Linked DNA regions of Homo sapiens: region 2 is linked to region 1. A link is a loop called in an ENCODE intact Hi-C map of the cell type or tissue named here. Cell type or tissue: GM12878. All regions are shown on one strand. Each heading gives the region's core, and the rest is flanking DNA. Links, peaks and the distances in the headings are about the cores only. Region 1 holds the start of IFNE (interferon epsilon). Region 2 overlaps LOC107987026 (a long non-coding RNA gene).

Region 1 (16,439 bases), core at 4,811-12,810:
TTGTCTTCCAGTACCAACCACAGTAGAAACTAAGCTATGATAAATCTCCCTTGCTTCATGAAAATAGAAATGCTGGATACAATCCGAGTCAACTTAAATGGATAGTTAAGAATTTAAAAAAGAGAAAACGAGATATTTAGTTTCCAGAAATTAAAAGAGAATTTTAAAATTTCATTTCTACCCTCTGTTTCCTCATCAATGTAATCACTCTTATTCCTTAACTTGCGTTTTCACTCAGCACCATTCAACATACTATGAACAAGTTTGGATGTAAATGAATATTCTTTACCTAATTAGACTGATTGACTGTATGGTATTCTGTAATACAAAGGGACCATTGCTGACTTAACCAATCCTCTATAATAGCATATTAATTTCACTACAACTGTCTTTTGTATAAATAAGGCTTCAATAAATAAATTTGTATATATGTTTGAGCTGGCATATGGACAGTGTTTTTGTAATATAAATACCTAGGGCTGCATTTTCTGGGTCTGGTGGTTTAATAATTTTGGTAGATTTTACTAAATTAACTATAAGTGTTTTTAAATTTTATACTTCTACTGTATCTACTCTTACCCCAACCATCACCAAGTAATCTTTTTGTTGTTCATCAGATCTTTCATTTATTTGAAATGAGAGGCATATTATTTGGCATATTATCCACTCACAGCTATTTAGGCTTCTTGTAAACTGCCTCTATATTTCTTACTCATATCTCTATCAGGTTCTTAAAATATTTGAACTTTTTATTTAAAATATTAATACTCACATATTTTAAGGGTTTTTTTTCCATGTGATTTGAATTTTCTTTATGGCCCTTTGCTGGATAGATTATTTTTTCCATTTAATGTGTTAAAATGTATTTCTTTTTTCCATTGTGGCCATAGTTTTCGTATTACTCAGAAAGAGCTTTCCTGTCTGAAGATTTAAAAATGTTTTACATACACATATTTCTAGTATTTAATAGATTTGCATTTGTTTCCTACATTTTGGTATACTAGGTATAATGTTTTCTACTTATTGAGCATGCCAGGCATTGTTCTGAAGTGTTTATAATTCAATTCATCCTCGTAACCATCCAATGATTTGGGCTGTTTTTATTATACTCAAGAGCTGAATGACCTGAGGCATAGAGAAGCAGAATAACATGCTCACTTCTCAGGAGGGAGGCTTCTTTTTGTTTCCTATCTCTAATTCCTCTAGGTGTCCATCTACTGGTGAGGCCCAGTAAGAAATTTCTCCATCCAGGTTTCATCTCAACTAGCATGAGATCTCTGTGTCACAAAAGGCTTGAATATCTGCTGGTGCTATTCGCAGGGGACACAGTAGCATGATCTTTTGTCGGCAGGTAGCTATCTTCCATCAGCCCCTAAGGAAATCTGGATTCTTTCCTGTCTTCTAGTCATGACAGAGGCAAGATTCTCATACAGGCACTTGAAGATCTCATTCTTGTCCAGATTGTAACCTTGAGCCCAGTCAAGGGAGCAAGTGGGACTGGAGCAGATTTAATACTCCAGTAGGGGTATATCTATTTCTTCAAAAACATGATTTTATTGGATATAGGTTTCACAGCTCATTGGCTGTATATCCAGGATCTGATGACATCATATGAATTGTCTAGACATATTTATATAATGGATTATATTTTACATTTTTTCCCACGTACTGAACATCCTTAGCTTGAGCCTAAACTGTGCTGTCCTTGGACTTAGACCTGTCTGGACTTGCATCATGGTCTTAGAGTGGGTTTGTTGTTTATCCTAAAAAGGAACCCATTCTAAGGAAGAAAAGAGTTATATCCACACCTGGTCCAGTCACAATAACTCTGCTTAGCAGTAGAAGGCCAACTTTGACAAAGCCATGGGTGTAACACTAAGGTTACCCCTTGGCTCAACCTTCATAGCTATTTACCTGAGTGTTGAGCACGAGAAGGTCATTTAGTGTTTTTTATTTTTTTTGTTTGATTTTTAATATGTCAGGCATTATTAGTAGCAGAAGACAGTACATGGCAATCTAAAAGAGATGATTTAGGGAAAAAAAATCTTTTATCTCAAACTTTGCACTCTACTCTGTGTGTGTGTGTGTGTGTGTGTTCAACATCACATGTTGTGTTTTGTTTTTTCAGCCACCTTCTCCCACCCTCCCCAACATACATGCCCTGAAACCCTAAGCCCTATGGCTCCCACTGCCCAGTAACCCACCTTCCCTCCCTCCCCACCACACCGTACGTGTTTTTTGTTTGTTTGGTTTTGTTTTATTTTGTTTATGTTCAACCCCTCAGACAGTCCCAAGTGCTCCAAGGAAACTTTGTGCTAGAAATTACAGCATGAACCTACTAGTGAAGTCTCTAAAATCCCTTCTTGATGAGACTCTTAATCTTGTGTCTTCAATTACAATTCCTGCAGACTGCTGCAACATAAATGCTGAAATGTACAGAATCCTCTCTTTGCCTCTCTAATTTGAACCCATAATAAGAACCCACTTAGCCAGAGGCATTTCAGGTACATTTTTATTATTTTAGTTATTTCTGCTCCTGATCTCTATCCCATCCACAGAGTGTATTATCTTTCTTTTCCCCCTCTACTAGGCACAAATGGGTCCTTCAAAGTATGTCTCCTCAAATCCCACCATTGAGTCTGGAAATATGCTTATTTCTTTCCAATTTCATCTAGCCTCTTTCTCGGATACTCATTCCTCCGTCTAAAGTAATGAGAGTGGATTAGGAACTATTACTTTTTTAAAAAGATCTGATACACTGAATAATACACCAGCTAAGAATTCAATTCTCAGTGCTTTCAAAATAAATTCACTTTGATCCCAAATGTTTTCATACAGATTGGTAACTGCATTGTTCATCTTAGAGTTAATTACTTAGAGTAATTAAATTTTCTCCAAGGATCTATATTTTATTTTGTGTAAGGCTTATATTGAAACATAACTTGGAATAAATTTCACTAAAACAATGTATGCTTACCTCTCTTATGTAGACTAAAGTTACATGATTTATTAGTCAACGGAATCCTGTCCTTTGTTCTATTTAAACCTCACTTCATCCTTTCCAAGAGATAAACATCTCTACCTAAATTGACTGAACAGCTTTTCACACCTCTAAGAAACTGGATTCTTTTTGCATTGAAGGCAAAATTCATAGGACTGTTATTGTGTTATGGTCCCTTCCTGCATACTTACTACGTAACCCTAGCTACTTACCTCTAAACACTTACTACATGCTGGCTATCTTCTGCCTACTCATAATGCTTCATGTATAAAATCCAAAGAAATGAAGAAAATTGCCACCAAATCTTTATTAATAGCTAGTGGCCACCTATTTTGGACAACAAATGAGTGGCCTTTTGACTAGAATAATGGGAAGAGTGTTATATTTTATAAAATTGTAAAATTGAGCCATTTATGCCATTGGCATGTACTGTTCTAATATTTTCATAATTTAAGTTTTTTTAAAAAGCTGAGCAAAAAACAGATCCTTTTAGAACTGCTCAAGATGGTGCTAATGGTTTCTGTATTACCTGGCAGTTGAAGATATAACCAACCATCAACCCCGGCTGACTGGGAGGAAAGACACATCATAAGAGTGGGGTCGGCCCGGCACGGTGGCTCACACCTGTAATCTCAGCACTTTGGGAGGCTAAGGTGTGTGGATCACCTGAGGTCAGGAGTTCACGACCATCCTGGCTAACATGGTGAAACCCTGTCTCTACTAAAAATACAAAAATTAGCTGGGAGTGGTGACAGGCACCTGTAATCCCAGCTACACTGGAGGCTGACGCAGGAAATTCGCTTGAACCCAGGAGGCGGAGGTTGCAGTAAGCCATGATCATGCCATTGCACTCCAGCCTGGGCAACAAGAGTGAAACTCCGTCTCAAAAAAAAAAAAAAAAAAAAAAAAAAAAAAGTTCAGGAAAGCATTGTCTAAGATGATCAGAACCATTAGTTAGAAGAGAGGCTCCCATCTGGACTTCTGCCCTACACATTATGTTCTTATTTTATTGTGCCCTTGCTATATAAGTGTAAAACCCACCATTTCACTGGAAAAAGATAAATACTTCATTTTTCACTCTAAGAAGTAGCATATCTAAATGGTCCATCCAGGAATAATGGAGAGTCTCAAAAACAAACATCAGAACTTAACTTCTTAGCACACCACACAAACAAGAAAGGCTTCATTTCTAGACAGTCTCCTCATATGTCTAATTGGCCATGACAATATGGTACTGGTATCTCCCTTCTTTCCTTTAATGCTATATTTTAAAAAGTCTGCATTCATTCAATATTTAGAGTGTCCCTGTTAAATGTTGAATAATGTGCTAAAGAGTTAAGAAGCCATGTCCTTACTACAAAGTAGGTAATACTCTAGTTGGAAGAAAGAGAAGTAACCCATTACAGTACAATGAGGTCAGTGACATGGTAAGATTTGTGCTATGGGCAAGTAGCAAATAGGTTCAGACAAATCAGACTATAAAGGCTCTCCGTGAAGGGAAAAATTTTAAGTGAATCATGAATAACAGAAATGTTATTAACACATATAAGGGAAAGAATATGTAGCTAGCAAAAGAAACAGCTTATGAGCTTAGGTTTTCTGTGGCCCTAAATTGAAGCTCAGACAACAAATTCTGAGATGAGGATTCTTATGCAAGTTTATTGGAGAGAGCTATGGAATCACATTTGTGAGAAGAAAAGGCAGGACGATTAGGCAAAGGGGAAAGCTAACCTGCAGTGTAGTCACAAAATGGCCTTAGCCAATAACAGGAGGCTGGGAGGGTGGTCTGAAACTGGGAAGACTCTTCACAGGTGGAGTAAGGGGACTTCACACCCCCACGTAGACCAGTCATTGAATACAAGCAGACCCTAGGGAGGAGTAGAAAACTTGGGCTAAATGACTTTAGCCAAAGGCAATTCCACAAATGGCCCCCAACTCTATTTACCAAACATTTATACTTCTCTATAGAGGAGATCACTGGATAAGTTTGCCATTTTTCACCTTGGAATGAATCCTCTGTCCTCCAGAGTTTGGTTTTGTGTCCACAACACATTCTTTGTCCAATCAGCATTGCTATCGTGGAAGTTTTGATTTCACTCAACCACACGGTATGAGGACCAGAAACCTTAGAGAAAACAAAACAAAACAAAACTTGCTTTAGTCCATTTTCCTTAAAAGGCAGATATTGTCATGGGGTGCACCTAGGATATGACAGTTGCTACATACAGCTTCTTTAATAAGGAAAATGTCTGATTTGCTGCTGTGAAAAGGCAGTGATAGAAAAAAAATATATCTTCATCAACTAACTCCTATCTAGGGTGCTAACTTTTCTCCAGATGTCATAAGAAATATGAGATCAGTAGCCTTAAAAAAACTATGCCTTCATCTCTTAAAAACTTACCAAGGCTATCAAGAAGTAGGGGTACGGCTTACTACGTGTAGTCACAAGACCAGCAGCAACAGCATCATGTGAGAACTGTTAGAAATGGAATTACTCAGGCCATACCACAGACCTATTGAATCAGAAACAGTGGGATGGGACCATGCAATCAGGGTTTTAACAAATCCTCCAGGTGATTCTGATTCATGTTAGAGGTGGGACTTAACTTACAGCAGGTGCCCTTTACAAGAGTTGTTTTTAATTTTTAAAGTAGAGATGGGATCTCACCATGTTGCTTAGGCTGATCTCACACTCCTGGGCTCAAGCAATCTGCCTGCCTTGGCCTCCCGAAGTGCTGGGATTACAGGCATGAGCTACTGCACCCAGCCTGTTCTTTTTTTAAATTTCAAAAATATAATAATTTTTTTTTCCTGGTTCTAAAAGGAATCCTTATTCATGGGAGAAATATTTAATCCAAAAAGTTTAAGTGAATGTAAATTCTATCCCAAAGACAGTAGTACTATGAACATTTTCATGCATTTCTTTTCATATACTTTTCATGAATGTTTTATTTGTAGAAAATATGATGATGCTGTTATTATTTTGTAACCTGCTTTTGGATTTAATGATTTGTTTAGCTCAATACATATAGATGTAACAAAAATATAACTCAGCCTGCAAATACAAATGAACCTACCCATACTCCAAGCCTTTCCATGTGCTACTAAGCCAGGAGTCCAATCTTTTAATACGTCTCTCCTTCCCAATATTCCCAAGTTTAGAACTCTGGTTTTGGAGTTTTAAAAGGGCACACATATTTAGAAGTAACAATTTTTTATTTTGTGCTAGGCATTGAGGTGGTTATACAACAGGATATCAACTTAATAAACCTAAATGTTTGGGAAAACATTAGTATATAAAGTATTAGTTTAAACTTCTAAATATGAGTATTATTTTCTAAACGTTTCCATTTGACAGTTCCTCCATTCTGTTCTCAGTTCTTAAGGAAGCAATGTCAAGAGAAAGGAAAATATCTTTTCTTTAATTCAAGACTTCAGAGACCATTGTAAACTTGAATAAAGAAAGCTAGGAGAAAATTATTATTATTGTTATTATTATTTTGCAGTGATATTTCACAATGCTATTCAGGTTTGAGTTGTCAACAACACAGTGCAGGCTTTTGAGTCAGGCTGACTTGGGATAAGATCTTTGCTCTGGTATCTGCAAGCTCTGTGGCTTGCTACATTACTTTGAGCATGTTATTTCACCTTTACAGTCTTGTTCTCACTTGAGAAAAAAATAATTACAGAAGGCACTTGGTAAGGTCAATTTGAAAATTGGATAATGTGTTAAATGAAGGATTTGGTTCCAAAAACTTCCTGGTTTAAAGAACAACAAAAAATTTTCTAGACCATGAGAAGAAAAGTAACTTATATTTGCAGTTCCTTGTGGTATTTCTCCTTCCTCCACTTCACTACCTTTGTGTGAATTTGAAGGTAAACAGATCAACCCCTGGCTGCAATGTGAAGTCAGCAAAGACTTGCTTCTGATTGACAGCCTCTGCTTCCTTACCCTTCTTCACTATTGCAGGTGACTGTCTCACTTTCAGGATCCTATTCGGTTCCTACTCTTCCCTTTCAAACCAAGTCTAAAGTAGCAGCCATTACTCATTTGCATTAATTAAACTGAACTGGAGTATGCTTCGTTCCTAAGTTTTTACATTTACTACTAACTTTTACCTCCAATTATGCAATGCATCTGACGTAGAACATGACACATGGTAGTAGAACTAGCATCAGAGTTTTGGGCTGTGGCTCTGCTCCCTTACAGTGGACGAAAGTGGGATAGCCACCAAGCCTCAACTTTAGTTTCTCTGCCCCCACGTTGTTCCGTGGTGACTTCTGAGAGTTCCTGGCTAGAAGAGCTGGAATCCCTCCATCACTGGCATCTCCCAGGAGCAGGAACCCTCTCCCTTGGCACGGGTGTGCTTCTCTCCAGCCCTCCTCCAAGCAGACATCCCAACCAGGGGCAGGCTAATTCAGTCTCCTGTTCCTTTTGACCTTCACCAGCCAGACTCCCTCATGCATATTTCTGATAACTGTGACTCGTTAGATACATTTTAAATTATTATCTTAATATGTAATATTCACACAATTTAATATAAAAATTTTTAGAGGAGCTATAAAATCTCTCCCACCCTAATCTCCTTCTTCAGTCTTCCTTCTTCTCCTAAATACAGGTAATCATTGTAATTTATTTCTTATTCTTTATTTATACACAGTAAGGACAAACGTAAGTTTTATTTAACATTTTCACCCCAAATGTAGCATTTTATGTACACTGCTCTGTATCTTGCCTATTTTCAACTTTTTAAAAAGAAATACCGTCTCATTTGTTTCTCCAGCTGAATAGTGTTCCTTTATATGAATATGCCTCAACTGTCTCTAATTAGGAAAATCGAGATGGTTTCTTGACTTTTGGTATTACTAATAGTGCTGCAGAGAATAATATTGTTTGTAAGTTATTTCACACGTGGGCAAGTTTTTGTTGTTGTGGTTGTTGTTGTTTTGTTTTGTTTTGAGATAGAGTCTCACTCTGTTGCCCAGGCTGGAGTGCAGTGGCATGATCTCGGCTCACTGCAACCTCCACCTCCCAGGTTCAGGTGATTCTCTTGCCTCAGCCTTCCGAGTAGCTGGGACTACAGGTGCCCGCCACCATGCCCGGCTAATTTTTGTATTTTTAGTAGAGACAGGGTTTCACCATATTGGCCAGGCTGGTCTCGAACTCCTGACCTTGTGATCCACCCTCCTCAGCCTCCCAAAGTGCTAGGATTACAGGCCTGAGCCACCACGCCCAGCTGTGGGCAAGTATTTTTATAGGACACATTTCCAGGCCTAGAATTTATAGATGAAAGGCTACATGCATCTGTAATAGATATCACCTAATTGCCTCCATAGTGGTTGTACTATAAATGGCATGCATGCTATTTAATTTGTATTTCTATTATCATGAGTGAGATTGAACCTCTTTTAATGTAGTTTTTTTTCTCTGCAAACTGTTCATGTCCTTTCACCATATTTCTATTGTGTCTCCTGTAATGTAAATATTCACTGTGTAATAATATTTTCAAATCTTAAAATGCAAATTATTCCCAATATTTCTCATTGTCTCTAGCAATTTCTGGCAAATAAGCAAATCATTGCAATGGAGTTCTATGTTAAGGAAAGTATTTTTACATTAGTGGCATATTTTATTGTATCTACCCAGCCAGCCTGTATGAAAATACACCCATTTGAAGAATCAACCATATTAATGAATTTATTTTGACATACAAACAATTTAAAATGGATAGAATATATAAAGCCACATTACAAAATAAAAACAATTGTGGTCAATATGCACAATCTTAAAACACAGATAAATATATATATACACAAAATCAAAGCAATGTGATTGTACTATAAATTGTATTACCACTCTATGAAGAATCATGTCTGGAGAAGTCCTCTAGTCCCTCCACCTACCTCGGGCTTCTAAACTCTGTAGTAAGCTCTTGCTTCATGTCGTTCAAGGGTCTTCCTTGTTTGCTCAGTTTTTCTGTGAGACTGAACACAAAGAACAGACATCGGCTGATTTCTACTTGGACAATGGCCCAGGCACAGGTGCTGTAGTCCTGGTTTTCCAGGTAATCATGGATCCTTCGGAAGTACATTTTAACTTGTAATCTAAGGTTATCACTACCCAAAGTACCACTTAGCTTCTCTGCTTCCAGTCCCATGAGTGCTTCTAGGTATTCTAGCTGTTGATGAAGTTGAATGAGGAATTTCTCCGTGTGGTTTTCCTCCCAACCATCCAGAGAAATATTTGCCCTGAAGAGGCTGAAGATCTGCTGAAGCATCTCATGGAGAATGGCCAGAGTGTGTCCTTTTTGGTACTGCTGAGGACTCAAAGACTTCTGAGGAAGCAGAAAGTTTTTCCTGTGTGGTAGACACTGCTGAATTGACAAGGTTTGCAACTTATTCAAGAGTTTTAAACTTTCTTGATTCACTTGTCTTTGCTGGAAGATAATCAGTTTCAAATCTAGAGAGAAGATAGTGGTAGAGGCCAGCAGCACCAACACAGTTCCAAAGAAGTGCTTGATAATCATGGTGAAGGTCAAATATGCTACTTATCCCTGCATAGACTTAGGGAAATTCCAGCTCTAGTGAATGTTTGCCTTTCATGCATCTCAGATTATTTTGGAGAGTGTTCTCTTTTGTTGCTTTCGTTTTCTAATGTCATTTCTCCAAGTTTACACATTAGATTTTCAGGTTCCCTTTTCATGGTGTTCAGAGTACATTTTCTCCATTTCCCTATTGTGTTGGCTATTTTGAGGAAGTACCAAAATAACTTATTCATTGTATGCTTTCCTTGAGGCAATTACAGACTAGTCATCCAACATAATCTTTTATTATTCTATTCATTATATACAAAGTTTCACTGAACACAATGTGCTTTCTAAATATTTAGTCAAGCTTATTAAAGTTCTTTTATTGAGATTACGTTTTTTTCAGTAATAGTCTTTCATGGAGTAAAACTTACCAAAGGCTTATCAGCACCTATAAAGAATTCAGGGGCAAAACTTAAAATACCTACAAACTACTAAATTTAAAACCTCAATTAGAACTGTAAATTGTCACAAATGCTTGAGCAAATAATTAATTTTAAAACATATATCAGCAATCTTAAATTATTTTATATCTTATCCTATCAGTTTAATATCTAAGATTCTAGCCTATAGAAGCAATGCAAAAAAATTAGCAAAAGAAGAGTGTTATAATATTATTGCAAAGCAGAATATTAGAAACAACCTATAGGTTCAACGACAGGTGAATGATTACATATATGTTGGTACAGCCATATAATTAAATGATATATATCCATTATAGATGACAAAATTATATGTGAAGAGAGATTGGGGGCATTTGGTTAGCGTATATTCCCTAGAATAGTGATAGCTCTGGTAAACTAATGTGAACATCTCTACATTAACAATGTCCTTTGAATTACAAATACCCAGTTCCATATTCTAAGTTCCTCTTGAATAAGCCCCCAATATACCTTTCCAATCTTATCCCACTGTTGCTCTAAATATAGTGTGAAGGAATCTGAACTCCAGATAAAGTAAGTGATTTAGTATTCCCTTAATACAGCTAGCACTTGTGTGTGTGTGTGTTTATTGATGATGCTTTCTCTGAAACATCAACTGTTGCCTCCTTTACCTCAAGAACCTTTCTGTGCAAGGACTAAAGACTACTTGTCCTTTAAGGCCCAGATCTCCCCCAAGGAGCCATAATCTTCTGGATCCCCACAACACTTTGTACCTACCTTATTTAAGACACCTTTCTTGTTCTGTCTTATACTTGACTATGTACTTACATGATTAAAAGTCTCTTCAGAGTGTGAAATAAACACTGATTACTGATTTCTTTGCTGTCTATACAACTATAGTAGTTGCTTAATAAATATGTGTTGACTTGGAATAAATTAATATGTTCTACACAAAGTAATACAAGATGTTGAGTCTTATCTTTAATCATTTCTCTGCAGGCAGCTGGGTGAATCCCTAAATGTCAAAAACAGGCACTCTGTAAACATGTATGGTCTCATTATATACCAGCTCAGCTGTATGTTTGGTCACTTAGTCTAGTATTAATAAGTTGAAATAAACTCAGTCAGCATGCTCCACAGAGGGTCTTTTCCCTCCCTATCTGAGAGAGAGAGAGAGAGAGAGAGAGAGAGAGAAAGAGAAAGAGAGAGAAAAGACATATGATAATATATAATATACGAAAGGAATAACACTTGTTTCATAACATTATGCTCAATCTATCTGGAAAGTAGAATTTTGACTAGTCTCAAAAAATCTTTAAATATTTAATGCTGAGCTTCGGGAAAACAATATAAAAATAAATTAAGAATATCAGAAGTTACTCCATCTAATAACAACGAGCTCTGATCTATAAGGCTTTCTCATCATTTTCATTCAATTGACAAAAATGATCTAAATGTTGTTTAATTTCCAAATGATCAGGGATTTTCCAGATGCCTTTCTGTTACTGATTTCATATTTGAATCTGTTGTGGTTAAAGAATGTAGTTTAAATTTATTGAGACTTATTTTATGGCTTAGAATATGGTTTATCTTGGTGACAGTTCCTTGTGAACTTGAAATAATAATGTTCTACTTTTGTTGGTTGGACTGTTTTATAAATGTCAAATAGGTTAAGCTGATTGAAAGTGTTTGAAATTTTCTGTATCCTTTCTGATGGTCTATTTGTTCTATCAACTATCAAGACAGAAGAGCTGAAATCCCTAGTATAATTTTAGATTTGCCTATCTCCCATTTCAGTTCTATCAGTTTTTGCCTTATATATTTTAGAACTTTAGTATTAGGTGCATCATATTTAGGATTATTATGTCGTCTTGATGAATTGACCCCTTTATTTTAAAATGTTCCTCTGTATCCTTTGCATTATTCCTTACTCCTAAATCAACTTTCTCTGATAATCATTTCTGTTTTTTTAATTAGTGTTAGCATAATATGTCTTTTATTGCATCTTTTAATTTAACTTATTCATGTTATTATATTAAAGTGAGTTTCTTGTACAGAGCGTATAGTTGGACCTTGTATTTTATTCTGTCTGACAATCTTTGCTTTATTAGAGTGTTTAGGTCATTAAATTTAATGTAATTGTCAGTATGGCTCAGTTTATATCTACCACTTTATTGTTTGTTTTCTAACTGCCCATATGTTCTTTTTCTCACTTTTAAGCTTTTCCTTCCTTCTTTTGGATTGAATTTTTGTTGTTGTTTTCTATTGCCCATTTTATCTCCATTATTGGCTTGTTAGTAATACCACTTTGTTTTACTTTTTGTTTTCATAGCAGTTTCTCTAGGATTAAAAATATACATCTTTATTTAACATATTACAGTTTACCTTCAAATAATATTACAATCCACTTAAGGTACAGTGTAGGGATATTATAACAGTATCCTTATATTTCCTCTCTCTCATTCTTTACACTACTTTCACTAATATTTCTTATATTACACGTCCCCTGGAAATAAACTCTCTTGGCTTTTGTCTGTCTGAAAAAGTATTGTGTCTTCTTTTTGAAATATATTTTTGCTGGGTATAGAATTCTAAGTTGATATATTTTTTCTTTAAGAACTGTAAAGATGTTGCTCTACTCTATTCTGGCTTGCATAATTTCTGAAGAGAAGACTGTGGTCATTCTTAATTTTATTCCTCTGTGCATAATGTTTCTTCTTTTTCTCTGGCAGCTTTTAAGATTTACTATCACTATTTTCTAGAAATTTGATAATAATGTGCTTTGGTGTGATTTTCTTCTTGTCTCTTTTACAAGGTTTTTTTTGAGCTTTGTGAATCCATGATTTTATCATTTTCATCAAATTTGAAAAAGTTTCAGACTTTATTTCTTTTAACATTTTTCTATTACCATTCCCTCCTTCCTAATCTCTTCTGGGACTACATCTCTAGATGTGTTTGACTGTTTAATATTATCACACAGTTCCCTGAAGCTTTGCTCATTTACTTTTTAGTCTTTTCCTCTGTCTTATTTCTAATAGTTTCTAAGTCTGCCTTCAAGCTTATTGGTATTTCCTTTGGTAGTATCTTATCTACAGTTAATCCCATCCAGTATATTTATCACTTCAGATATTATACTTTCATTTGTAGAAGTTGAATTTGTTTCTTTTTCATATCTACATTTCTTTCCTCATCACATTCATCTTTTCCTCTACATTCTTGAGCATATGGAGTACATTTATAGTAGGTGTTTAATCTCCTTTTCTGATAATTCTATCATTTGTGTCATTTCTGAGTCTGGTCTTGTCAATTATATTTCTACTCTTTATGGGTCCTATTTTCCTATGTCTTTTGCATGTTTGGTAACTTTTGAGTGGATTCTGAGCATTGTAAATTTTACTTTAATGGGAGTTGGATTTGTTAAGTCCTTTACGTACAGTTGAACTTTGTTTTAGGGTATAGTTGAGTTACTTGGAATTGGATTCCTCTGACATTGGCTTTGTTAGCATGAGTGAAGCAGACTTTATAATTTAGGGCAATGCCTTTGTAACCAAGAATATAGTCTTTTGAGGACTCTACTTAATGCTCTCTGAATTTGGAGATTTTTGCCCTCTGGCTGCTGGAAACATGAAATATCCCCAGCCCTGTGTTAGCACTGGGGACAGCCTGTACTGCCTGCTCCTTTCTGGGTGTTCTTTTCCTAATCGGGTAACTCCTTTACGCACATACACAAACCACACATTAGCTAAAGACTCCTGAAGACATTTTTACAGATCTTCGTAGCTCTCATTCATTCTTCCCCAATTTCCCTCTGTGCAGCAATATCTTCTCCAATATTTTTCTGCCTCCCTGAACTCCAAACTATGACATATCAACTCATTGAGAACACTGGTCTGTTGGAGTTTCCTCCTCTTTGTGCTGCAGCCTGCCAATTTTCTATCCAGCATTAAGCTGGAGCAATTGTAGGGCTTACTGTATTTCTTTCCTTTCTCTCAAGGATCATTATCTTACGCTGTCTGTTATCCAATGTCTAAAAACTATTTTTCGTATATTTTACTCAGTATTCTAGTTGTTCAAAGTGAGATGATAAATCTAGTTGTCCCTCATGACTAGAAGTGGAGGTTCTCTCATTATAAATAATCTAAAGTGGGAGTTGGCAAACTATAGCCTATGGACCAAATCTGTCCTACCACCTCCTGCTTCTTCTTTTTTTTTTTTTTTTTTTTTTTTTTTGAGATGGAGTTTTGCTTTGTCGCCCAGGCTGGCGTGCAGTGGCTTGATCTCGGCTAACCGCAAGCTCCGCCTCCCAGGTTCACGCCATTCTCCTGCCTCAGCCTCCCAAGTAGCTGGGACTACAGGCGCCCACCACCACACCCAGCTAATTTTTTTATATTTTTAGTAGAGATGGGGTTTCACTGTTTTAGCCAGGATGGTCTCGATCTCCTGACCTCGTGATCTGCCCGCCTTGGCCTCCCAAAGTGCTGGAATTACAGGCGTGAGCCACTGCATCTGGCCTACCACCTACTTTTGTAAATAAAGTTTTACTAGAACACAATGATGCTCATTTGTTATGGCACTTTCATGCTACAATAGCAAGGCTGAATAGTTGTGATAGGAACTATATGGTCTACAAAACCTGAAATATTTACTCTCTGGTCTTTTACAGAAAGGTTTGCTGAACCCTGATCTAAAAGATTAAAAACAAAATATAATTGTATTCAAAGTCTAGAAATTTTGAAAATGTTTTCACAAAAAATGTAATCTAAAGTAAATGTTAAAAATATTACATATTTTATATTTTCAAAAAACATGAAATATTTTATACAATGTTATCTATCAAAATTAAAAGACAACATGTGTGGTATAATTAATATCAAATTTAAACTGACAGTATTTAAATAAAGCATATACTTAACCTTTTAATTAAAAACGTATTAAGCATTAAAAATGTTTATAAAAGTAAAATTACATGCAATTCTATCTTACAAGGTTCATATGGATAACAATGTAAAAAAAAATGTATCACACTTCCAGCATATGTCTAGACCAACATAAATTAAGATTTAAGAGTAAAATAAATTGATTAATATTGAGAAATATTTTCCAGCCTCCATGTACAACTATTGCCAATGCCCATCATAATTTATGAGTCCCTCCTGAATCACTAATTGTTTTTTTTTTTTTTTTTTTTTTTTGAGCAACATGGCTCTTTATTTCACCTGGGTGCAGGCGGGCTGAGTCCGAAAAGAGTCAGGGAAGGGAGATAAGGGTGGGGCCGTTTTATAGGATTTGGGTAGGTAAAGGAAAATTACACTCAAAGGGGGTTTGTTCTCTGGTGGGCAGGAGTGGGGGTTCGCAAGGTGCTCAGTGGGGGTGCTTTTCGAGCCAGGATGAGCCAGGAAAAGGACTTTCACAAGGTAATGTCATCACTTAAGGCAAGGACTGGCCATTTACACTTCTTTTGTGGTGGAATGTCATCAGTTAAGGTGGGGCAGGGCATGTTCACTTCTTTTGTGATTCTTCAGTTACTTCAGGCCATCTGGGCGTATACGTGCAAGTCACAGGGGATGCAATGGCTTGGCTTGGGCTCAGAGGCCTGACATTCCTGCCTTCTTATATTAATAAGAAAAATAAAACAAAATAGTGAAGTGTTGGGGCGGCAAAAATTTCTGGCGGGTGATATGGACAGAGAATGGGCGATGTTTCTCAGGGCTGCTTCAAGCGGGATTGGGGCGGCGTGGGAACCTAGAGTGGGAGAGATTAAGCTGAAGGGAGGTCTTGTGGTAAGGGGTGATATTGTGGGGATGTTAGAAGAAACATCTGTCATATAGAATGATTGGTTGGCCTGGATACGGTCTTGGATGAAGTGACAAACTAAATGGAATAAGAGAAGGAGAAAAACAGGTATAAAAGGACTAAGAATTGGGAGGACCTAGGACATCTAATTAGAGAGTGCCTAAGGAGATTCAGCATAGTCCTGCCAGCAAAGATTATTTATTTACTTCAAGAGTTTAGAGTGGCAGTTTGGGGATAGCACCAGGAGATATCAGCTGCGATGGCTTGGAGAAACAGTGTAAACCAGCAGTGTAAACAAGAGCAGGGCATGTATGAGTAGTTGAGAACGGTGAATAGGAGTATGACTAACAGATGAGGATGAAATTTGGGCTTGACTGAAGTAATGGGGGCTGTCTGTGAAGCCTTGCGGCAGTATAGCCCAGGTAATTTGCTGAGCCTAATGGGTGTCAGGGTCAGTCTAAGTGAAGGCAAGTGTTAACAGGCTTTAATCCTTTCAAAGCATGCTGTGGGATGGGATATTGGCATTGAGCCAGGTAAGGGTGATTAGGTTTTAATGAGATGGTAAGGGGTGCATGATCGGTCGCCAAGGAGGGAGTAGAGGTATCTTATACTTGTGGGTTAAGATGGGGGAATACAAGAGGAGGACGCAAAAGAGGCTTTGGATTGGGAAGAAGG
Region 2 (16,439 bases), core at 3,579-11,578, 230 kb after region 1:
AGTTAGTATAAACTTTTTTGCGCATGTTGTTTTATGGGCACACTTACTTGTTTTTCTTGGGTAAATACCATGGAGTGGAACTGCTAGACTATAGGGCAGATGAAGGTTTAAAAGAAACTGCCAAATACTTTTCCAAAACATCTGTGTCATTTTACACTTTCAGCAGTAATGTATGAAAGATCCAGTTGCTCCATGTTGTTTTGTTCACTGTCATGGTGGCTCTTTAATTTTCACCATTTTAGCTGGTATGAAATGGTATCACTGTGGCTTTCATTTGGATTTATCTTTTCATGTGCTTATTGGTCATGCATGCATCCTCTATTTTATAATATTCAAGTCTTTTGCCTATTCTTTTAAAATTAGGGTTTTTATCTTTTTATTATTCATTCAAAACAGTTTTATATGCTCTGGATAAAAATCCTTTGCATTTCAAACGTTTTTTCCCAGTCTGGCCTTTACTTTTCATTTTCTTAATGTATCAGCTTTTAGAAAAACTTGCCAGATGCAGTCAGAGAACTATTACTTTCTGCCACATTTCAGGCCCATATTTCTCTTCTTTTCTCCAGTCCTTCTAGATAAGAATTAACATTGTTTGACAAATTTGTTTCATACATGCTCACTCATTTAATAAGTTGACAATTGTGTTGAATTTGGGTCACTTTCTATTTGACCCTTTTGTCTCAATTTTGGTACAAGCTAGAGCTGAAACTTGAGTAAAGCATGGCATATTCTGGATGGTATACTAGATTACAGTCCAGTTGGATGTTAAATGAATCCAAATGTTATCACTTCTTATTTTAATAAATTGCTTTCAATAAAAAATTCCCCAAAATCTAGAGTCAATCTTTTCCCTCAAATGATCTCACATTTAACCACTACGCAGTGGATCACACAATAAACACCATTTGGATTCTACTGTAAATTGTCTTCTAGGTATATTATTACACAATCATAATGTCTTCTAGGTATATTGTTATACTTTATAACAAATAAATTTGTTTTAAAATACTTCATTTGGCTATTTTTGACAGAAAAATTTCATCAGAAATTTTTTGTGACTTTATGATAACTGAAAATTGCAGAATACATAATTTTTTTACATGTTAGCATGATAGCATGTTAAATTAAATGAGGCCATCGGTTTCAAATAATGAAATCACATTAAATTTAATGGAAGCCAACAGTTGTGTCCATACTTATGACAGAATGATTGTGGAAACGTTATTACTTTCATTCAAATATTCAGGACATCCTCAATTCTTCCTTCTCCCTCAAACTCCTGAGGCTACTAGCTACCAGGTTATGCCAATGATCCCTTCAGGATTTCCCTCTAATTTTGTCCCCAGTGTCCTATTCCCTCTGCCATTTATTTCATTGCTCCCGATCATTTCTCACCGTGGCTCTTGCAAAAACCATCTAACTTGTCATCCACACACCAGGCAGTCCCCTTTACTGTCTGAAACACTGCCAGAATGATCTTCCTAAAAAAAAAAAAAAAAAAAACCAACCAAACAAAAAAAAAAAACCCTGCTCAAGTTGCCCCCTTAGTAGGTTCCAAAGGCTCCCTCATATCACTAAGACTCCAAAATTCCTCAGCATGGCAACCAAGCCCTGTTATAGATTAGCCCTCTAAATTTCTTGGCACCACATTCATCTCCTGCATATCATACCACATACCTTTCACTCCAGGCACACCAAGTTGTCACTTTTCCTTCCGTACTTTTACACAAGTTTGTACCGCTTTCCGACATCCACTTGCCTTCATTACACCTGCAGTAAGCTTAGCTCCTTCCAAATGCAGAACAAAGACCACCTCCTTGCTTAAGAATTCTCCACTTCTTGCTCCTCAGGTGTCATAACAAGAAGATTATGTGTAAAAGCACAATGCAGACTGATTTCTACAAAAAAAAGTGAGACATTAAAGATTTAAAAAATTGATAGGATTACAAGGTAATAGTTAAGAGTTTGGAATCATAGCTGAGTTTTAGATCCAATTTCTTAGACATAGCTGTGTTATTTCAGGAAAGTTACTCATGTTTATTGCCTCAGTCTCCTCATTTGTGAAGTAAAAGTATTTCCACCATAAAAGATACGTGTGAGGATTTTTTAAAATCACGTATACAGAAGAGTTTAGCACAGTACCTAGAATATAATAAATATTCTACAAACGATAGCCATTGTCATTCTTATTGCTATTGATCGATTAAATGGTTGCATGTGGAATGAAAGAAAAGTATCTAAAGGTTAGGTATTGTAGAGAGAGAAAATAACTTTTCTGATTAGCTTTGGGAAAAATAGAAGGGGATAGGTATTAATTCATGAGAATGTGGATTACAAATTAAAATCTCTACTCCATTTTTGCAAATACGTAGTTTGTAGAACAAGAAATCAACATGTATAAGAAAACCAGAGAACCTAGAAATATCTATTACTATAAAATTGCACAAAATAACCATAAAAGTGCAGTATTGTTCGTAAAACAGCACCAATCTAAAATTCTGTATGTAGACAAACAAAATTATTTGTAATTATTGTACTAGTTTCATTCTAGGTCATGAGACAAATGATTTACCTTTTTAAAAAATATTATGTTTAGAGTGCTACTAACAACCAATGTTGTATCCAAAGAGTCTTCAGTGTTCTGGGGTGAAGAGGATAAAACAGAAATTACCCACTGCAATATTTAAATTGCTTGGTCTTGTGGCTTGTATTAAAAAATAATGCAAATTTTTTTCATCAATACATTGGTATGTGTTTGAATATAAAAATATTTTTATTTAACATGTAATAAACATTGCTAATCTACGAAGATGGGCTATGTTCCTCACTTATCCCAGGAACGCTGTTAAAAATCTTTGATTTGGGATAAATCAACATTTTTAGCTCCAGATAAAAACAATGATAAAATAGTTTATTAAAATTTTCCACTTCTTTCAATGATCTTAAGTTCATACTCATAAAAATATTATAAGGTCATCACACAAGATAACTGTTCAATTTGATTTTTTTAATCAGTCAAAATTGCTTTCATGTATTAGATATAAAAATATTCAATATAAAACATAACTTAGTGGTTAGCTTATAGTTTTCAGTTTTGAGTCAGTTTTGGTCTAAGAAATAATAGTAATAACAATAATGAATATTTCCTTATAAGCATAAATGTAATTTTTAAAAATTTCCTGTGAATAATACTTGATTAATTTCATTTCCCTGCATATGCAAGTTCCACGGAGCCATGAATATGCCCATATTACTCTAGATAGAAATGAGTCTAATGGCTTTGTCTAAAACAATAGACTAACAATAAACAATTATATGTAATATAGATAAATTAGTCTTTGCTTTACAGAGGAATCTGCTATAGCATTTCCAATATGTTCTCCTACTAATGATTCTTAACCTTTTTGAAATTATAAATCCCTTTGCGATCTAATTAAAAGCTCTGAAATTTTCTTTCCAGAAAATAACACTTATATTTGCACATAAACCACATTTTGAGTATAGTCTTATGAACTCCTGGAGTATGAAGTTTGCTCCATGAATCCCAAGTCAAGAAGCACTTCCCTAGTGTATTTAGAATTTAGTTTAACTGTCTTTGAAATCCAATTTCCAAATCACTTTTTAGGGGCACAAATAGTATAAAATGGCCAGCTCCATCAGAGAAATGCAAATCAAAACCACAATGAGATACCATCTCACACCAGGTAGAATGGCAATCATTAAAAAATGTCAGGAAACAACAGGTGCTGGAGAGGATGTGGAGAAATAGGAACACTTTTACACTGTTGGTGGGACTGTAAACTAGTTCAACCATTGTGGAAGTCAGTGTGGCGATTCCTCAGGGATCTAGAACTAGAAATACCATTTGACCCAGCCATCCCATTACTGGGTATATACCCAAAGGACTATAAATCATGCTGCTGTAAAGACACATGCACACGTATGTTTATTGCGGCATTATTCACAATAGCAAAGACTTGGAACCAACCCAAATGTCCAACAATGATAGACTGGATTAAGAAAATGTGGCACATATACACCATGGAATACTATGCAGCCATAAAAAATGATGAGTTCATGTCCTTTGTAGGGACATGGATGAAATTGGAAATCATCATTCTCAGTAAACTATCGCAAGGACAAAAAAACAAACACCGCATGTTCTCACTCATAGGTGGGAATTGAACAATGAGAACACATGGACACAGGAAGGGGAACATCACACTCTGGGGACTTTTGTGGGGTGGGGGGAGGGGGGAAGGATAGCATTGGGAGATATACCTAATGCTAGATGACGAGTTAGTGGGTGCAGCGCACCAGCATGGCACATGTATACATATGTAACAAACCTGTACATTGTGTACATGTACCCTAAAACTTAAAGTATAATAATAAAAAAAAGAATTCATTAAATAAAAAAAAAGAGAAAAAATAAAAAGTAAAAAAATAAAATAAAATAAAATGGCCGGCTATCTCTAACAAAAATACAGATTCTTTTGGAAGTTAAGAGACCTCTTGGTGCCTAACACAAGCTTTATAATAGGCTTCGTAGATGCTGGAGACTCAGTGAAGCCTGTGTATCCGGTTGGCTTCAGCAGGACTGCCTGCTGCTGGGGTTGCCTTGGAAAGTCATCCTCAGCTCACCCCAACTTCTGCCCTTCCTTTACCTGGGATAACATTTCGCCTAAATAACAACCAAGTGAGAAATATCTTTTGTTTGCACTCTTTTCCTTTTTATTCACACTGCGAAAATCTTTAGCAGGTATGATTTGATGAATGCTTCTCTCTATGATATTTTTGCTTTCTGAATCTGTAACTTAGTGATAGCCTTGTGTTACATGTCAAAAGCATTATTTATGCATTTATTTAACAAATACTTACTGAGCTCCTACTTTATCCCTAGCACAGTGCTATAATGGGGGGTTCCAGTGAGTAAAATCAGAGTCCCTACCCTCATGGGGCAGACAGTCTATTGAGAGAGATACACAGTAATCAAAAAGAATATCACAAATAATTACAAGAATCATAGTGCTACAGAGGAGAGTTACATGGAGCTATGAAAGGATATAATTGCCCTGTCGGACAAGTCAGGAGGTCAAAAAAGGAATTGAATATGCTGAAATTTGAAGAAAGAGTTAACCAGGTGGAATGGAAAGGAGTAGAAAAGCATTCCTATACAAAAGCCTGTGTCCTGACTAGCTTTTGCCTTACTCTGTGCTCAGATATTTGCGTCTTGCTAGAATAGCCTGTACAAAGGCCCTATGCCTAGAGAGCGAACTAGTTACAGGTACAGCTGTAGTTCATATAATTTTTGCTACTATGTACTTTTTCAATCACAGACTTAGGACCTCAAGGTGCCCCTTAGACTGGAATTGCTCCTCTCCTTCTGTGTCTAGATGTGGAGGAATATGTTTAGCTGGAAGGAAGAGCAGTGGATCTCAGCATGAGAAGAGCTGCCCACCAGAAGCTGTGTGCTTCTGGACAAACCACACAATTACTAACTTCTCAGGTCTTGTTTTCATTGGGAGAATCCGTACAGGAACATTTTAGCAAATAGCTTTTTGAGGTAGTTGTAAAGAGACTTACAAAGTATAGTGGATATAGGTGGTGGTGATAATGTCTGTGGTGGAGGTGGTATTTCTCTTTTAAATCAGCTTTTCTAAAACTGAGTCCTGCTCAATGTTCGGCATAAAATAATTAAATGGCAACCACAGGCTTCTGTTGTTGAGAGGGGCTAGACATGGCGAGGAGGTTTTTAACTTTAAGGCAAGGTATATGAGTCTGTACAAGAAAGCAGCCATGTGTTGGCTTTCAAATACAACACAAAGCCAGTGTGTGTGTTGAAGGAGAGGAGTGGTCTTTAAAAGTCTCCTCCTTCACAATATGCACAGGAGGGTACTGGTCTACAGAGAAAAGGCGGCCTCCAAAGACAACATAGTTTACAGCACAGAAAGTTCAGGTAAGAGCGCTAGGTGGGAATTTGTAAAACATTTCAAAAGGAAGCAAAATTTTTGGAGGTGTCAAGTAAGGAACAATGAAGATGTTATACTTTGTGCAAGTTTAATATTTTAGCCAAGATTTCAGCAAGAAAAATGTCTGAGCACGGACCAAATAAAGTAAGGAGAAAGCAAGTCAGGACACAAAGAGGATCCTTGCTGGACCAGCATAGCATCTTTTCCCCAGAGGCAAGGAGTGGCATCATCCTAGCTTCTTTTTTTTTTTTCTTTTTTTCTTTTTTTTTTTTTTTTTGAGACAGTCTCACTCTGTTGCCCAGGCTGGAATGCAGTGGCACGATCTCCACTAACTGCAACCTCCGCCTCCTGGGTTCAAGTGATTCTCCTGCCTCAGCCTCCCAAGTAGCTGGGATTTTGGGGCACACCACCACACCCAATTAATTTTTGTATTTTTCGTAGAGATGGGGTTTCACCATGTTGGCCAGGCTAGTCTCGAACTCCTGACCTCAGCTGATCTACCCACCTTGGCATCCCAAAGTGCTGAGATTACAGATGTGAGCCACCGCATCTGGCCCTAGCATCATCTTTAGAGGCGAGGAGTGGAGTGTCACCTCAGCAGCCAGCTTATGCTCTTCTTAGTGTGCAGAACGCATACAAAGAGTAAACATTACCCTGACCTCATCTGAGAATAGATGGAGGTTCAGATATTCTCAGCAAGTCCTTTTTTGCCTTTATGAATTCTCGTGTAAAAGAAATTTTTACAAAGAGATACTTCCACTTGGTAAATCCTTCCTGATTATTATCCAAGACTTTGGTGTGGAGATTAAACATAATCAGCTAAGGAACCACCCTAACCGAATTCTGCCTTGATTTCTATTTGGTCACCTATGTCTTAACTTATATTACTTCTTGTTAAATTTTAATGTTCCCAAACAAACTTCTGAAGTCAATTATCTATTTACAGCCAATGAGAGTGGGAACATTTTGACAGAGCCAGCTACTTCCAATATTTATTGATACATTGCTTCCTACCTGGGACCCAGTATTACTTACCTCACTCACAGATGTGGTTAACATGTACATAGCCTACTGGTCTATGTTACACTGTTTCACGTTCCAGCTGAACAATACTCCCCTTTAAGAAGCATCAGAGAACCCAAATTACTGCATGATACCTGACTCAACTTGTTCCTCTATTGTAGCATAAGATTAAAGCATTTTTTCATCGACTTCTCCCCTAACCCCCAGTCCTTCTTAATCCTCTATCTGGCTGATTCATAACAGCTGTTAAATAACTAGACATTTAGGTAAAGGCAAACTGAAGCTATAAATCAATGTGTGTGATTTAATAACCAACTCTTTCTGGCGCAGCTTGCTCATACTGTCTTGGTTTGCTTTTTTTTATGCTGACTTAAGCTGCAGCATCTGTATGAAGGGGTTTAGCACAATTGTAAATACTAATCTCCAGGCTGCCAATGTCATTACGGAAGTAGATACAAGTAAATGAAACTCACAGTACATTTCTATAGACACTGTGGGTGATTTTGAAGACATATGTATCTTCCAAGCTGTTACAATCTTCCTGAATGTGAGTATTTCTTAGGACTGTCTTCGTTGTAAACTACAGAAACCAGCATCAGCTAGTTTAAGCAGAATAGGGGAATTAGAAGGATACAGAATGTCCTAAATGTCTTACAGAATCCAGCTGCAGGGATGCAGTGGGGCCTCAGGAAGGGGCTGACACCAGAGCCTAGAAAGCCATCGAGATTTTCTCACCATTTTACCTCTCTTCCTCTCAGTCCATCTGTTCATTCCTCTTGCTGTCTATCAACTGGTTTCTTCCACGTGGCAGGCATTGGCTGGTTGTTCAGCAAATTCCTTTTTTTTCTTCTGGGGATGTAACTAGACCACATGGGCCATTAGATGTAACCACGTAGCTCACTTCTGGCTTCCACTTCAAATTCTGACCTATAAGCTCCCATGAAATTCTGTACTTTCTATCTCTCCTAATCTACCGGCAGAATGATGAAAACTAAAGCCTTGGAGGAGGTTAGGAGCCACAGGATAAAAGGAGCTTGGTCCCTGAATAACTGCATGCCCCCTGCCCTATCATCAACACCTCCCTCCTCCACCATGGACTTGATGTTACTGAGAAGTAAAGTGCTATCTGTTAAGTTCTACCTATTCCGTTAAGCTATTAAGATTTGAAGATTTATCTTCTATTGCAGTTAGTATCACTCTAAATCTTCTTTCCTTGTGTGGAAAATACGGAGCCTGTGGCTTCAGAGCTTATGCTTTACAAATACAGCCTTCTACCAACAAGAAAAAAAAAAAAGCCTTCTCTCAATTGGTCTCAATTCCAAATTTTCAAAAATCAGAGTCGGATTGAACCAGTGGGTCAACTCCTACCCTTGATACACTCAACTTTGATAAGGGAGGTTAAGTCGTCATGCACAAAGTGGCCACTAGAGGGTACACTATGTGAACATGAGTTTTAAAACCAAGACTGAGCCTTGAGTTCTTGTTTTGGCTCTGCGGCTAACTTGTTGAGTAGTCTTAATGATTGCACTTAACCACTTTAGGCATCAGTCTCCTCATATCAAAATGAGAAATTTAGATGAAGTCCTTTCCAAAATGTTTTTCTACTTTACTATTATATAATCCATAAGATTTCATACTATGCTCAGAAAACGACCCTTACACAACAAAATCAGAGTTTCCCAGAATTTTTTTTGCAGTTTAGCACAGCAATGCTCAAAGTATCACAGCACTTTTTGTGATTTCCCAAATAACTTGCTTAGTGTCCTAAGATCATAGGAATGAATAAGGTTACCATTCTAAAAGTTAATCGTGTGTTCTTTGTGAAGTACACTAATGGCTTCTTCTGCTGAACTTTCTTAAGAATTTCATAATTTTGGGATTATATAATCCTAGATTATACTATACATAATTATATACTATGCATTGATTAAGAGCACAGATTCCAGAGCTGGATTGCCTGGGTAGATCTTAAGTCTACCTTCTACTAACTGTGGGATAATATTTACTTTAGAGAGTTATTGTGGGGATTTTTTTTAAATCATACATATATGGCTCTAGCACCTAAGTGTTCAATAAATGTTTGCTTAAAAGAAGAATTTCATTTATTCTATTGTAGTTGTTTAAGTATCTGTCTACACCAATAAACTTTGAGCCCCTAAAAGCCAGATACCCAGTTTTACTGAATTTCTTGTCATTCAGACTCTAGCCTAGAGTTTAAGCACATATCTACTTAATAAATAACTTTAAATGAGTAAATGAATAAATTAATGGTATTCTCATGGAGCATTGAGTTTGCCTTACAAAAATACAAAATAATCTGTATTTTTCTCATTTTAAGTTCCTTCAATTAGTTACTTTTTTTTACAGATATTTCTTCGTAGGCCGGAGGAGCATTCCTTTATGAACAGCCTTAAGGTATGGCCATTCTTCTACTGCAAGATTGATAGCATGAGGCTACAGATTAGCATTACTTGGGGAGCTGAGGAGCTCTTTAAATATTCTGATGCCTGGGTCCCACCCAGATCTAATAAGTTAGAATCTTAGTGGTGGGGGTAGGGCGTATGCCTCAGGATATTTTTAATGCTCCCCTGGGCAGCAGTCAGGCTTGAGAACCTCTATTCTGGCTTATCTGTTTATTTTGCTGTGATATATTAAGTGTATGTTTCTTTCATTATTGTAACTTAGATTTTTTTACCCTTTCACTTGCTCATCACAGCCCATTAGGCATTGTATTACTCAGAGTTCTCCAGAGAAGCAGAACCAACAGGATGTGTGTGCTTGCGTGTGTGGGGGGGGGATATCTATGTGTGTGTGTTCATGTGTGTGTAGGCATGTGTGTGTCTGAACCAACAGGATCTGTACCACATCCTGTTAGTACACATATCTTCATACATATAAGAAGAAAGACTTACTTTAAGGAATTGGCTCACACAGTTGTGGAGGCTTGGTAAATCCAAAATCTGCAAGGGTAGACCAACAGGCTGGAGATCCAGGGAAGAGTTGCAGTTTGAGTGCAAAGGCAGGCTGCTGGCAGAGTTCCCTTTTATTCTGAGGAGTTCAGTCTTTTTCTACTAAGGCCCTAACCTGATTGAATGAGTTTCACCCACATAATGAACGGTAATTTGCTTTACTCAAATTCTACTAATTTAAATGTAAATATCATCTAAAAAACCATTACAGAAAAATCTAGAATAATGTTTGATAAAATACCTGGGTGCTGTGTGACCTAGCCAACTTGACACATACACACACATCACAAGCACTTGGGACCTCAATTTTTGCCATTTCCTCTGCTTAAAAATGTTTTCCAGTAGCTCCATGTATGCTTCAACAGGGTTTGCTTTATGATAATCTCCTTCCTGTGGTGGGGATTATGACTGCTCTCCTAACAGAAGCAGGAGAGACAAACCTGACGTGGGAGGGTTAAAAGTCTGACTCAAAGGCGCACTGTCACAATAGCCTGGGGAAGGTTCTGCATGGCTGCCTTTGTCTGCAAGAGTGCTCTTGTTTCACACTCATCTCCCTGTGAATGTCTCTTAGAAGACTCAGCTACTAAGTCAAATGAATGTACACATTCATCTCTTCTTATGGGAATTACATCCAGGAAATCTTGATTAAAACCAGATCAAAACTGCCAATGTAACCAAGAGATTCTCCTCTGAATGTAGACACAATAACTGTCAACACACAATTGTACTTTTCAAAAATGATGATTCCAAAATTTGAATCTAATCAGAGTTCCAAATAAAAAGTTTACATGGTGTTTTCCTTGCTTGAATGAATGAAAATCTATTTTAGAATCCAAATACTTGTACAAACCTTACCTATGATTCCAAAATTGAAATTATTTTGGAAAAGTATAATTGTTAAGCAATAGTTTTTAATCTAGATTGAGCAGTCAGAATGTCAGAGGATCTGTAGCCCCAGAATTATTGGAAATGTGCTCAATTCACTTGGCCCCAAGCATTTAAAAATAGGCTTTGTATAAGAAGTCTGTAAAACAAATTTCGTGGCCAACATACTTTCATAACAAAAGCTCAAACTAGAATAGTGTTTAGACTGAATTGAGGTTTTAAAATAGTCAAAAATTTTTGGTTAATCTCTCTTGAATCTGTTAGATAATCTTTATAATTTTCAAATTGAGGTACATGATCTCTGATTAAACTGAATGCTATATAGATTGATTAATTCTATGAAATTCTGACATCTTTGAATAATAACTTCTGGCTTATGTATTCGTATGTTAAACTATGCATCATTTTTATAATTGAGCTAAATTACCAGTAACATATGACTAACAATCCCACTTATTAAAAGGATAATTGCTAGCTTCAAAATTAATACTACTATCCCAATCTAGGGACCAAGTGCTGCTAATGTTACAGTGGCATAGAATGCCTCCCCTAAACTAAAAGGATCACACTTTCTGCTGACTGACTAAAAATTTACTTTAAAAATTGAGTCATAACCCTTTTTAACAAAATAAAACGTTTGTAGGGCATATCTTTAGCTCAAAGTAAACTAAAATTAGGCACAATTTCAAAACTGTCATCAGATTTTTTAGGGTGGGGAGCAAGTTGGTAGATTAGGAAACTACTGACTCCCCTTAAGAGTATTGGAAACTACCTGGCTGGAAATATAAAACTACTTACATCAGGTTTTCTCATACTGCCTTAGAGTTGTAGAAGATTTACATGGTGGAGGAGTATAGCATAAGTTCTCAAGCAATGTGTCAAGATCACTTGCAAGGTACATGACAAATCGTTAATATGACAAGAGTGAAAAATATTAAGCTATAAGATTTGTAAAACTGTTTCCTCTCTCCCCCTCTGCCCCTACTTCTAAAGAGAAAGGCTTCTTGCTTCCTGAATCAGTACTTTGAATCCCTGCCCGTTTGTTTTACAGAATGCAGGTAAAGAGGAGACTTAAAAATTACTAGAAGGAAGACAAGCAAAACTGATCTACAGTCTAAAGAGCTAAGCCAGAAAGCAGAAGGGAGAGGGATAAAAATTTAATTAGAGTGGGCTTGTGAGAGTTGTTGAGGGAAATATGAAAAGAGAGATAGTTGGAGGCATCTGGGGATATTTTGGAAAAACTAAAATAGAGATGAGGAACAAGGATTTATTTTAATGATATTTCCTGTGCATTATGAATGCAGGGTCTTTTTAGCATTTCAAGATAAATGAACTAAAGAATAAATTGCTTCCCAATCATTTTGAATCCCAGACTGATGTTTCTCTGAATGTGATTCTTTGCAGAGAAAGAACCACTGAGAGGCTAAGCTTTAATTAGGTTAGATCACTAACAATAAAAATTTACATATTTTTAATAAATCAGAGTAACCTTACTTTTATTCAGTTGCACTCTGCTATGTTTCCATAAGTAGGAAGAAAAAGGTAAAATTAAAGCTCTCTTGCCAGAAATGACACAGCCCATAATGGCAGCTGGTATTCATGTATTGTTATTAATTGTGGCAGTTTCAATCTATTGGTTACAAAACAAACTATTAGAAGTAAGAGAAGCAAAGGGGGGAGGGGGGAGGGATAGCATTGGGAGAGATACCTAATGCTAGATGACGAGTTAGTGGGTGCGGCGCACCAGCATGTCACATGTATACATATGTAACTAACCTGCACATTGTGCACATGTACCCTAAAACTTAAAGTATAATAATAAAAAAAAATGTAATCTGCTTTGTTAGTCTGTTCTATCATTGATATAAAGAAATAGTTGAGCCAGACTTGGTGGCTCATGCCTATAATCCCAGCACTTTGGGAGGCCAAAGTGGGTGGATCATTTGAGGCCAGGAGTTCAAGCCTAGCCTGGGCAACATGGCAAAACCCTATCTCTGCTAAAAATACAAAAATTAGCCGGGTGTGGTGGTGCATGCCTGTAATCCCAGCTACTAGGGAAGCTGAGGCATGAGAATCGCTTGAACCCAGGAAGTAGAGGTTGCAGTGAGCCAAGATCATGCCATTGCACTCCAGCCTGGGTGACAGAACGAGACTCCATCTCCAAAAATCTAACTAAAAACCTTGAGACTGGATAATTTATAAAGAAAGGCAGTTTAATTGGTTCACAGTTCTGCAGGTTCCACAGGAAGCATGATGGCATCTGCTTGCTTCTGGGAGGCCTCAGGAAACCTACGATCATGAAGAAAGGCAAAGGTGGAGTAGGCACTTCACATGGCCAAAACATGAGCAAGAAAGTGAGGGGGAAGTACCACATATTTTTAAACAATCAGGTCTCATGAAAATTCACTCATGTGAGACCTGGTTGTTTTAACGTGAGGACAGTATCAAAGGGATCGTACTAAACCATTCACCAGAACTCCACCCCCTTGATTCAATCATCTCCTACCAGGCTTCATCTCCAACATTGGGGATTATATTTCAATAGAGATTTTGGTGGGGACATGCATCCAAACTATATCATTCTGCCCCTGATACCTCCCAAACCTCATGTCCTTCTCACATTTCAAAATACAATCATGCCTCCCCAATAATCCCCCAAAGTCTTAACTCATTCCAGCATTTACTCAAAAGCCCAAAGTCTGAAGTCTGATCTGAGACAAGGCAATTCCTTTCCACCTGTGAGCCTGTAAAATATAAAACAAGTTAATTACTTCCAAGATACAGTGGGGGTACGAGCATTGGGTAAACATTCCAACTCCAAAAGGAAGACATTGGCCAAAAGAAAGGGGCTATAGGCCCTAGCAAGTCTGAAACCCAGAAGGGAAGTCATTAAATCTTAAACTCCAAAATAATCTCCTTTTACTTCATGTTCCACATCCAGGGCACACTTCTGCAAGGGGTGGGCTCTCAAAGCATTGGGCAGCTCTGCCTCTGTAGCATTACATGATTCAGTCCCCACAACTGCTCTCATGGGCTTGTGTTAAGTGCCTGGAACTTTTCCAGGCACAGAGTGCAAGCTCTTGGTGGATCTACTATTCTGGGGTTTGGAGGACAGTGGCCCTCTTCTCACAGCTCTGCTAGGCTGTGCCCTAGTGCGGACTCTGGGAAGGGGCTCTAACCTCACCTTTCCCCACTGCACTGCCTTAACAGAGTTTCTCCATACGGGTTCCATCCCTGCAGCAGGCTTCGGCCTAGACACCGTGGCTTTTCCATACATTTTCTGAAATCTAGGTGGAGGCTCCCAAGCCTCAACTCTTGCATTCTGCACAGTTGTAGGCTTAACACCACGTGGAAGCTGCCAAGAATTATAGCTTGCACTTTCTGAAACAGCAGCTTGAGCTGTATCTGAGCCCCTTTGAACCATGACTGGAACAGGAACAGCAGAAATGCAGGGAGCAGTGTCCCAACACTGTGCAGGGCAGTGGGGCCCTGGGATTGGCCCATGAAGCCATTCTTCCCTCTTAAGCCTCTGGGCCTGTGATGCAATGAACTGTTTCTTAGATCTCTGAAATGCCTTTGAGATATTTTTCTCATTATCTTATCTATCAGCACTTGCCTTATTTTCAGTTATGCAAATCTCTCTAGCAAGTGGTTCCTCCACAGCCTGCTTGAATTCCTCTCCCAAAAGAAAATGTTTTTTTCTCTGTAACATGTTTAGGCTGAAAATTTTTCAAACTTTTATGCTGTTTCCCTTTAAAATGTAAGTTTCAACTTGAGGTCATTTCTTTTCTCCTGCACATAGGAATAGATTGTTAGAAACAGCCGTGTCACTTCTTGAACACTTTATCGCTTAGAAATTTCTCCTGCCAGATACCCTAGGTCATCACTCTCAAATTAAAACTTCCACGTATCCCTAGGGCATGGACACAAGCCAGACAAGCTCTTTCCTAAGGCATAACATGCATGACCTTTGCACCAGTTCCCAATAAGTTTCTCATTTCCATCTGAGACCTGGTCAGCCTGGCCTTCACTGTCCATATCATTATCAGCATTTTGATCACAACCATTTAACCAGTCTCTAAGAAGTTGCAAACTTTCTCTCATCTTCCTGTCTTCTTCTGAGCCCTCCAAACTATTCCAGCCTCTACCCATTACCCAGTTCCAAAGTCACTTCCACACTTTCGGGTATCTTTATAGCAATGTTCTACTCCTTAGTACCAATTTTCTGTATTAGGCCATTTTTTTTTTCGCTATAAAGAAATATCTGAGATTAGTAATTTATAAGAAAAGAGGTTTAATTGGTTTATGGTTCTGCAGGCTATACAGGAAGCATGGTAGCACATGCTTCTTGGGAGGCCACAGGAAGCTTTTACTCATGGCAGAAAGCAAAGTGGGAGCAAGCACTTCACATGGCAAAAGCAGGAGCAAGAGAGCAAGGAGAGAGTACTGCCCTCACAATGGTTAGTGAGTTCTCACAAGATCTGTTCATTTAAAAGTGTAAGGCACTGCCCCCCTTGCTCTCTTGCTTCTGCTTTGGCCCTGTGAAGTGCCTGTTCCCTCTTTGTCTTCTGCCATGGGTAAAAGTTCCCTGGGGCCTCCCCAGAAGCAGATGCAGTCAATGCCTCCTGTACAGCCTACAGAACCATAAGCCAATTAACCTCTTTTCATATAAATTACCCAGTCTTAGGTATTTCTTTACACCAATGCAAGAATGGCCCAGTACACCCCACCAAGTTTGAATCAGGAAGAAATAGAAATCCTGAACAGACCAATAATGGGTGGTGACATTGAATCAGTAATAAAAAATATTCCAACAACAAACAAAAAAGCCATGGACCAGATGGATTCACAGCCAATTTCTACCAGACTTTCAAGAAAGAACTGACACCAGTCCTACTGAAACTATTCCAAAAGGTTTAGAAGGAGGGCATCCTCCCTAACTCATTCTAAAAGCCAGAATCACCTGGATACCAATGCCAGGAAATGACACAATAAAAAAAGAAAGCTACAGACCAATATCTCTGATGAACATAGATGCAAAAATCCTCAACAAAATGCCATCAAACCAAATCTAACAGCACATCAATAAAATAACTCATCATGATTAAGTGGGTTTCATTCTAGGAATTCAAGGATGTTGCAAAATACCTAGGAATATATTTAACCAAGGAGATGAATGATTGCCACAAGATGAAAGAAATTGTAGATGACACAAACAAATGGAAAAACATCCCATGCTCATGGATTGGAAGAATCAGTATTGTGAAAATAACTATACTGCCCAAAGCAATCTATAGATTCAATGCAATTCCTATCCAAATACCATTGTAATTTTTCACAGAATTAGAAAAACAAATTCTAAAATTCATATGGAACCGTGAAAGAGCCCTAATAGCCAAAACAATCCTAAGCAAAAAGAACAAATCTGGGGGCATCACATTACCTGACTTCAAATGATACTACAAAGCCATAATAACCAAAACAGCATAGTACTGGTGTAAAAGTAGACACATAGACCAATGGAACAGAATAAAGAACCCAGAAATAAAGCCAAATATTTACAATCAGCTGATCGTCAGCAAAGCAGACA

What was found. Hi-C counts contacts between places; a loop is a spot of excess contacts. Peaks named below come from ENCODE experiments on the same cell type or tissue, not always from the same donor. Only the 100,000 strongest peaks of a DNase experiment are listed, where the experiment ranks them.
Region 2: a loop joins it to region 1, with 2.2 times the contacts of the local background. A loop is called at or near these places in 6 of 110 quality-filtered maps.

Annotation. Positions count from the first base shown.
Region 1 is chr9:21,472,167-21,488,605 of GRCh38, forward strand. IFNE (interferon epsilon) reads right to left here and starts at 10,147. Exons shown (of 1, transcript NM_176891.5): 1 at 8,673-10,147. The coding sequence starts at 9,528. The coding sequence ends at 8,902. MIR31HG (MIR31 host gene) reads right to left here. Exons shown (of 3, transcript NR_152879.1): 2 at 5,003-5,126. RefSeq lists an enhancer at 15,114-15,703. In GM12878, for the core only: no CTCF peak of the experiment used is centred there; a DNase peak (open chromatin) is centred at 9,632.
Region 2 is chr9:21,701,240-21,717,678 of GRCh38, forward strand. It overlaps LOC107987026 (a long non-coding RNA gene), which reads right to left. Exons shown (of 3, transcript XR_001746563.3): 2 at 1,678-1,898. Among named protein-coding and RNA genes, the nearest start is that of MTAP, 93 kb to the right of the region's middle. In GM12878, for the core only: a CTCF peak has its summit at 8,421 (motif pointing right); DNase peaks (open chromatin) are centred at 8,412 and 10,465.